Linked DNA regions of Homo sapiens: region 2 is linked to region 1. A link is a contact called in ENCODE Hi-C or POLR2A ChIA-PET data. All regions are on one chromosome and are shown on one strand. Each heading gives the region's core, a stretch centred on a gene start or an enhancer-like site at or near the end of the contact. The rest is flanking DNA. Distances are from core to core; before and after follow the strand shown. Region 1 overlaps GMDS (GDP-mannose 4,6-dehydratase). Region 2 overlaps GMDS (GDP-mannose 4,6-dehydratase).

What was found. A loop is a pair of places that touch in the nucleus more often than their neighbours do. ChIA-PET counts read pairs that join two places held with the same protein, here RNA polymerase II (POLR2A). Pooled maps may share reads with other maps.
Region 2: a pooled map shows a loop between it and region 1 (2.5-fold over the local background). The contact joins two enhancer-like sites. A Hi-C loop is called at or near these places in 6 of 50 pooled maps. POLR2A ChIA-PET finds 5 or more read pairs at or near these places in 2 of 52 experiments (H1 and MCF 10A).

What each region holds. Positions count from the first base shown.
Region 1 is chr6:2,026,122-2,030,688 of GRCh38, forward strand. All of the region lies in intron 4 of GMDS (GDP-mannose 4,6-dehydratase), which reads right to left. Among named protein-coding and RNA genes, the nearest start is that of GMDS, 220 kb to the right of the region's middle. Within about 2 kb of position 2,595, at least 2 of the 41 ENCODE cell types and tissues checked have a DNase peak (open chromatin) inside an H3K27ac peak, as active enhancers do.
Region 2 is chr6:2,102,012-2,106,578 of GRCh38, forward strand. The region is part of intron 4 of GMDS (GDP-mannose 4,6-dehydratase); the gene reads right to left. Among named protein-coding and RNA genes, the nearest start is that of GMDS, 140 kb to the right of the region's middle. Within about 2 kb of position 2,405, at least 4 of the 41 ENCODE cell types and tissues checked have a DNase peak (open chromatin) inside an H3K27ac peak, as active enhancers do.

The sequences.
Region 1 (4,567 bases), core at 1,345-3,844:
ACCCACCAAAAACGGTGCTCAAAAGGCAAAGGGAGGTCAAAGGCCACCACCTGGTCCTAGGCCAGAGACCCCCTGGGCTTTCTGGCCATGTGGCTCGCTCTTTATCTCAAGGTGTGGAAAGCCTCCCAGCTTCTCTCACTTCAAACTCAAAAAGCTCCATCTAGTCTTAGTTCCCAAGCACACACCTTCACTCTCCATTCATGAGGTTCCATTTGTTCTGCTTTCCCAGTCCTCACACAAGTATCTTCAGAATGTGTCATGGACTTAATGACGTGGAAAATAAGGATAATAATAACACCAAGTCATGCAGAAAGATCTTTGCAATTTACACGAGACATAAAGAGAAGGGTTAACGCACACATCGTTTCTCTTAGCATGATATTCAAAACCACCAGCAGCTGAATCGACATTTTTATTTTCTACGTCACTGGCCATAGACAGAAACTTGTTGTGAATCTCAGTTTTGTAATTTGTACATGTTATCAGAAAAATTGTTTTAATTTTAGCATGAACATTTCCTAAAGTGCTCACAGCCACTCTCAAAACTTCCTGGGAATTCCTCCCAGTGCCTGGTTTGGATAATGCTGATGGATACAGAGCAAAGTGAACTTCATAGAACCCAGTGTCTGTGGATGAGGCAGCCAGCTGCCAGAGCAATAGAGAAGTGGGATGTCAGTGCATATTAATCAAGCCGAAATTATATACTTTGTAACTTGACTATTACAGCTTCATTAGTTTATTGAATATTGCCCACATGAAGACCTTTGTACTAATTCTGAGATGTTACCAAGAAATAGGAAATGAGGTAAATACATTTTCCAAGGAACACAGATCATATAAGAAATAATAATATCAAAGAAAATATACCAAAAAATCCCCCAGAAATTATGGAATACATTTTAGCATGTACATAATCAAAAGCATAATGGTAAACTAAGAACAGGAACCAGAGAATATAGTTTGAAACAAGATCATTGTGTCTAAATGGCTCCATGAAGAAGAGGACCCTGGCTGGTACTCTGGAAGTTGTAGCATTCTGATCTTATGAAGCGAGGGAGAATGAAGTCCTTGGAGAAAAACGTGGAACAGGTGGACACAGCCAGAGGAAGGAGCGAACACATTTTGGGCAAGGACATTCTCTGTGTGAGACTGGCTGCATGGGCAGAACAAGTGAAGGTAATGGGAGAAAAAAGGCAGCCAGATATAGAGAGATTCACAGGTAGAAAGCTCTGCAACCCAGGGCTTAATTAATATTTTCTTTTCCTTTGAGTTTAGCATGCTCAGAAAGGGGCTAAGGTGATTTTATTTTAAAGCAGGGAATTTGAAAGATTTTTATTTGAATATATAAAATATGCAGAGATGGAGGGAGAAATTCTTGCAAGTCCAGGAGAAAAGTGTTAGGGTTTGGAATAGGAAGAGAAATCATCAACATAATGATAAGCATATTTGGCAGGAGTGAGAAACAACAGCAGAACTTACTGCTCTATGAACATGGCAGCTAAAGGCAAGGAAGATTCTTCCAGAAACAAATGTAAGGAAATAGCAGAGTACAAGACAGTTATTAGAAAACAGGGTAAATAGCATGTAATAATACAGACACAGCAAGAAGCCATAAATTTACATTTCATAAAGTTTATGAAAAGTTTTTATTAAAAATATATTTTTAACGGAAAGTAAAAACTTCACAAAATGATCTGCAAAATTTGAACATGTACAGTAGAAGAAAATGGAGGTTTTGTCATATTAATCAAATTGGCTTTCTATCATGATACAATATATAAACTCATTGCCACTGCAGAGTCCTGTTCTTCTACACTTTTGGACTCTTAAAAAAATTCTAGTGTCTATAGTTCTTTGAACAAAGGTTTAAAAAAAGCTTCAAAACTTTAAAGAAAAACAGAACTCTTGGCGAAAGCTACTATTAAAGGGCCCGCCTTAAAAAAATCTAGCTTGTAAAACAATATCTTACATATTTCAATGAATTCTGATTTAGATCTCCATTTTAGCTTCTTTGAACAAACATCTTTATGTGTAAAATGAATACTTTTGTTCACACAAACAGCGCCTCATTCCATTTAGTTTAATTCATAAGACTGCTTAGCATATGACATTGATATAAACTCACCTTATAAGATTAAAAGAAGCACAGACAAGTTCACTTAAGTTAAATATGTTTTAAGTTTCTCTAAGTGAAGAAAAGCTAAACACATTTTTAAACCCTAAATCATTTAGCTTCTGCAATTATCTCATCTACCAGAACTCTAAAATCAATTTGACTGGACTTTCATTTATGCTTTATAATAGGAAAAAATGACACATTTCCAAATTTAATTAACCAAAACAAAAATTCTTAGGACACCCCATGTAATTCTGAGTGGACTAAACAATACATCTTCGTCGCTCAGGACAAAAGGTCATTTGGAAGGGATGTACCTTTAAGGGTTTACAAAGGCTTGATCTTCAGTCTTGTAACGAAAGAGGAAGCACATCTCAGCAGAGGAAGGATGCCCACTTTAAATAAGGAAATGGGCTTGCAGGATGCACACATGCTGCTTTCTATTAATGATAAGCACAGTCTACAAAAAGAGCCTCAGAATGCTTTAACTTTCATGTAGAATACCTGCAGAGAATGTCTAACATAAACAAAACGACAAGTAATGTGTCCACTCACCGTTTTATGAAATGATTTATGTGTTCATAATAGAGGCTAGTAAATACTAACGACTATATTCCAGTTAACAGCTGTAATTACTGGTGTGATGATTGTATGCCAGGATCCATGCCAATAATGTTTTGGGAGCAAAGCATACTTTAGGGGTTTATGAGGATGATTATACAAGATAGATGGCTCTGCTGGGTGATTTTTTTTCTTTCTTTCTTTTTTTTTTAACCAGAGGGAATGAGATGGCAGAAATTAAGACCTTTACCATACCTTTTTTAAAAAATAGATAATTATATATGTTTAAGAACTGGAAAGCATTTTGTTAAAGTTTAATCTCTTTCAAGACAGAAAGTAAATCCAATCAAAATCCCAGCAAATATTAATCTAAATTTAATTGTGGACATCACCTTTTGGCTTCTTCCATCTCTGCCTGTGTCTGTGTGTGTCTGTCTCTCACACACATATATTTACACACACACCCTAACCAGATATTTTGCAACTACATTAAAATAAATCATAACCTTTATTTAATTACTCAGCAGGTGACTGTCCGGTTTGTCAACCTGCCCTGTCTCTGACTCCCCTCAAATTCCTTCTCACCACCTATCAGTAATCCTTGGGGCATTCTGCTATTTCTTAACACCTCAACTAAGAGATATTAAAAGCAGATAAATTATCTACCTGGCAAAAATTTACTGCAAATTGTCCAGGGTATTGGTAATTTCCCAGAATTATGTCTGCATTGACAGGACAGTTTTGCCAACTGCACCTGCAGTCCAGCCCAACCTCTCCTCCCAGTATAAGTGGCAAACTTAAAAAGGCTGGAAACACTTTGCTCATTTTACAAGACTTGTGTCAGGCATCACTTCTATTATGAAATAATCTTGAATTGTGTTCTGGAGGGATCTGGGGCCAACCCCATGCTGGATCACATAAGTCTTACTAAGTGTATGCTTGGATTCCATGTGTCACCCCAAAAGAAAAGCTTATCTTTAACAAATTTATTTAAAATTTTGACATCAAAATATTCCAAAGAAATATTTTGAAGAAGGTACTTTAATTTAAATATAAATTTAAATTTTGTGTCATTTTGAATTATATATTGGGGTGTACAGGAGCAGCATGTAATACTATCTTCTGTGCTGGGGGCCTCCTAAGGATTTTACTCGGTCCTAGTCAAACCTCTACAATAAAAACAGATAGCATGCATTACATCCAACTCGTGAACTGCCTTTCTCCCAGTGATATGAAGACAGTCCAGAGAAGGGGGCAGGTTGGAGGAGGAGGGAAGCGGGTGCCCACACAGAGATCAACACACAGCCCATGTGGTTCCCACAGCATGCTCTGCACAACCAGACAGATCCATCACTGCTGGTTACTGTCCATCTCCTCCACAAGAGTCTGTGGGTTTGGTCTTTGCAAGATCATTTCGAAATTAAAAGTGGACAAAGATAATATATGCCCACATCTTCTTAAAGTATGTGTGGGGGTGGTGCATGGGAACACCTGTGTCAAATTTGTGATGCTGGAGAGCCAAGAAAAAGATAAGGGAGGCAAATCTGAATCTGGTGGTTGTAAAGCACCTGGAGGAAATTTTGCTGTTCTTTCTCCAGCATCTGCGAATTTGTAGGACGAGGTTAAGAGGGAGCACACAACTTCCAATGTTGTCCCAACTTCTATTTTACATGGACCTTGCTCCCTACATAAAATGCATATAAAACCCTTTCTTATTTAAATTTCCCAAGGATTTGCAGCAGTTTGTACAACACATTTGGCCACAGTAAGTCTCAGGGCTCTAAATGACCTCTGGGGATGAATGACATGTGCACACAGAAGAATTTATAAGACTCACTCTATAACAGTTCCTTTGGAACTATTACTTTCTGAGGGTGAAGGTAACAGATT
Region 2 (4,567 bases), core at 1,155-3,654, 76 kb after region 1:
TTAAAGTAAGTAAGAAAGACAAACAAGGCAAGTATTACTTAAGCTATTATTATACTACACTGGAAATTTTTCAAATATCTAAGATTTTGTAAGATGTAGTCACGTAAACAAATGTAAAGCCATCATAAATTAAAATTGGTTATAAAATGCCAATAAAACATTGAAGTCCCCTATAATTCATACAAAATCTGTTTTTAGACTTTAAAAAGGGCATCAAAAACTATAAAGTGTATCATTTTTAAAAGCCCATTTAAAAATTATAAGCAAATTGAAAAAAATGTTATTAATTATCCAACATTTAATTATTCATGCAAAATATTTATAAAATATTGTCAAGGAAAATAAATGTTCTAGTGCTAATATGAAGAAAATTAATATGCTGGTTTTTAAAAAAAGTTTTAAAACAATATTCTTCAGTTAGTAAGCAACACAAATCACTTAGATTTGCCTGCTTGAGACACGATTCTTTTGAAACCAAGCAATTGAAGGAAATGGTGTTGCAATACTGTCCGTTTAATGAAAACCGTGGCAGTGAAAAGGTCACATAAATAATCTGCACGATGTTATTGCATTAAGAAAGTCACAGTCTAAATCTAATGCCTGCCAAAGAGGGGCTAAAAGTGTAAAAGAAAAAGTACGCAGTCACCTGCAAAACATATTATATTCTGATTAAAAGCTGTTTTTAAACAACCTTTTAATCTAAAACCCATTTGCTATCTCAAAAATGACCTATAAAGAAATGTTTATGTAATTGTGACTAATTCAATTATCTTACACCCTGGTTTTAAGAAATATATGATAATGAAAGTTCAACTTATAAAATTCCATTTAATTAAATTAAAAATTCACAAAATTGCAAGATTATGTGTTTAGACATCAGAATTTTCTTTGTCCTTGTTTTCAAACCGCCTACACTACTAAAAATATTAGGGTAACACAGATAATATCTGTGCATACAAACTGAAGTTAACACAGTAGACTGCTTAAAACAGAAAAACTACATACATATCTTCTTTTTCTACTGATATGACAGAGTATAACCAATTAATCATTAATAAGTAACAAGCAACAGCCAGAATATGTTTAATGCTTCATTAAAACAACATTGAGGCCCATTACAGTACACAGCGTACGATGCTGGAAACCACCTTATACCCTCGCAAACCGCATTCCCTTCTAACCTCATTTGGGGGAAGCAGCTAGAGGATGAATGGCAATATGCTCTCAAGTAAGCTTTTATTAAGTATGAGAAATAAATTATATTAAGTGTTATTTTTTGAACTCAGAAATGAGGGAAGGGGTTGTTAAGATATCAAATTTACTAAGAAAATAATTATGTCAGAAATAACGTTGCTGTCACAAGAGAGACTTGCCAGATACTGCTTTTAAGCACGTTGTTATACACACCTTTAGAATAAATTTTGTGACCCAGAGATTAGTCTGTGGTACTAAAATTCCTGAGAGTAGACCAGAAAAAAAATAGAGGGTAGGAGAAATGTTTTCCTAAACAATGTTAGCATTACTCTAGTGGCATTAAGAAGCCCTTATTTCGTTTATAATTAGTAAGATACTGAGGTGATGGGATTGTTAAGGACATGTTACAAATTGCTTTTCTACAACTCACTTCCGAATCTCAGTTTCTACTAAATATGATTCTACTTCATTAGATCCTCATGACTGTGATCTCACCAAATGCAATTCTAAAACTTGAAAATTACCTTGGAAATTTGTGAGAAGCCACAGAAAGGTCCTCGGAAGCACACACATATTAAATATTAATTATAATGATGACTGTCATCTTTTATAGTGATTATGTCATTATTTAGGAATGTTAATTAAGACATAAAATGACTTGTTAATAGCAAATGCATTCTTAAGCAATATATTTGTGCTTGTGCACTTAACAGCAAACCCAGTATGGGGACTGAACCATAATAGACTACAGTTCTATTTTCTAAAATGCTGACATTTGAGCAAACGTTCCCAGGGAATGTTTGCCTGATTCGTGGACTGACATTTCCTCTTTGTAACTTGCTTAACTAAAGAGGAGACATGCAGGCCAAACTCCACAGTGCCCGCAGGCAGCAGGCTATTGCTTGCCGCTGCAACTTGTGCGTGGTTTCTCTTTTACTTCCCTCTGGCCCTACTGCCCCTCAGCCCTTCACTGTCTCTTTATTTTGACATGCATATTATCTTAGCTGATTTCAATCATCTTACAGGAGTGGATGACATACCTTAAAAGATTAAGCTTCCCCACCTGGGATTTGTCCAGAAATTCAGTGTATTACAGCTTCTCAGAGCCTTCTTCGTTCTCCTATATTCTTGTGTTATCAATAGTAGCTTTCTTTCTTATTTTATGTTTAAGTATGAGACACAGGCAGCTATGCTGATGGAGTCAGTTTGTACTGTCACTCATCTTTCACTACAACTGCAAGGTTCACTTCCTTTGTCTAATTCTTTGCTGCCATCTATGTGTATAAAAGAGCACAACATTCTTAAACACACCAGAAACTTCCTCAGTTTCAAAAACAATCATGTCTCTAATCTAGAGGGATGAAGAAGGAAGCTTTAGGGATAATTTGCTTCCCTACACAAACGTAAAGCTTATTGGAAATTTCCATTTCTTTCTCTGTGAAGCAAATTTATAAAACTGAAAAATGACTGAAGTTACATTATTTAACATAATATTATTGAACATAACCAATAGATTTTTTCCATTATTGCTGCTGATAAATTTTAATTTGGCAAATTTGATGAACTTATGCTTGAAAAACAAAAGTTGAAATTTTAAGTCACTTAAGTAAATAATTCCAATAAGATAAATTAATTTTTGCTAAATTGCAATCTAAATATCTTGCCAAATGATAGAGTGAAATGATCACTAAACCTAACCGGGTGCGGTGGCTCACGCCTATAATCCCAGCACTTTGGGAGGCTGAGGCGGGCAGATCACAAAGTCAGGAGATCGAGACCATCCTGGCTAACATGGTGAAACCCCGTCTCTACCAAAAACACAAAAAATTAGCCAGGTGTGGTGGCAGGCACCTGTAGTCCCAGCGACTCGGGAGGCTGAGGCTGGAGAATGGCGTGAACCCGGGAGGCGGAGCTTGCAGTGAGCGGAGATCACGCCACTGCACTCCAGCCTGGGTGACAGAGCGAGACTCCGTCTCAAAAAAAAAAAAAAAAAAAAAAAGAAATGATCACTAAACCAAAACACTTTCCTAATATTTAATATAAAGCAAATGCAAAGCAAACAGATGAAAAAATTATTTACACACATTATGTAAACAACCAATAACTCAAATATTGTGACATAATAATCGACTAACTTCTGTCAAATATTCAAACACTTCTTCTCTAGGGAAGATGGAGAAATGTATCAGACCACACTAAAGAGCCTCTCAGCCTCCCCTTTAGGACTGACCATACTGGCTCTGAATTGTCCTAAGATAAGTTAGTGTCAAACAAACAAATAGAAAGGCACTCTAGTGTGAGCCATATGGGAATGTTACAACAAACAAAAAAACCCTGTCCCCTACACCATGTAACAATTAATCCATGCACTCAGGGTAAAGACTGGTTATTTACCATCAGTACTAATAATGTGGGTTGACAGTCTTGAAGAATGTCCTAAAAGGTTTATTTTGTCAATACCACTAATTTCTAAAAGACTTTACTGTTATATACTAAAAAAATAAAAACCTGGCACCAATGAAATATATGGAATGGGAGTAGAAAAGAAACTCAGGAACAGGTTTTTTTACCCTGATATACCAAACAGCATAAGAAGTGCGAAACTGCTGCCTCTTCTCTATCAGCTCCCATTTAGAATAACTGCATAATTGCTATCAACACAATACTCCTCTTCTCTGGCAAACATTTCACTTTAATTATCAACACTAGAACCGTACACAAGTTGAGCTAACCTTTCAGGGTGCAACATTTTCTAAAGAATCAGTCTCTTAACGATAAACTGTTAACGGAGCTGTAACATGCCAAACCAAGGCTTGATGTGCGGTTTCTTATAAATAAAGCAAATCTAAATTCGCTGTGGATTACACTTTAAATTAACATTTCCAAACTAGGAACATACTCTGCCATTTTTCAAAGAGTAAAAGTGATACCTACTAATCACTCATCTTCGATCTTAGACATTTTTCAAAAAATAGAAATCTGATACATTCAAACCATTTTCATATGATTTATTTCTTGCTGGCACTGGTAAGGTATCCAATTAATGATTTACAGTACAAAGTAGCAGAAAAAATTCTTACGCATTACATTTTTTGAACTAGAAAAGATTTCATTTTATTTTACCGTACTAACTTTAAGGATCCAACTTTAACAAGGCAAATTTTATAAACTCCGCCATATGTAAGGATAAAGTAGAAATCATATTTAATATCAAGCTTTACTATGTATTTTAAAAGAGGTATTAAGTCTAATTTTTTTAAATATACATACAAATTTTGGGGGCGGGGGAGATACATTATGGTATTAAACAAAGTATCATTTATGTCTTCACCTTAATTTATGTAAATTACATACTGTAATCTAATCAAGAATC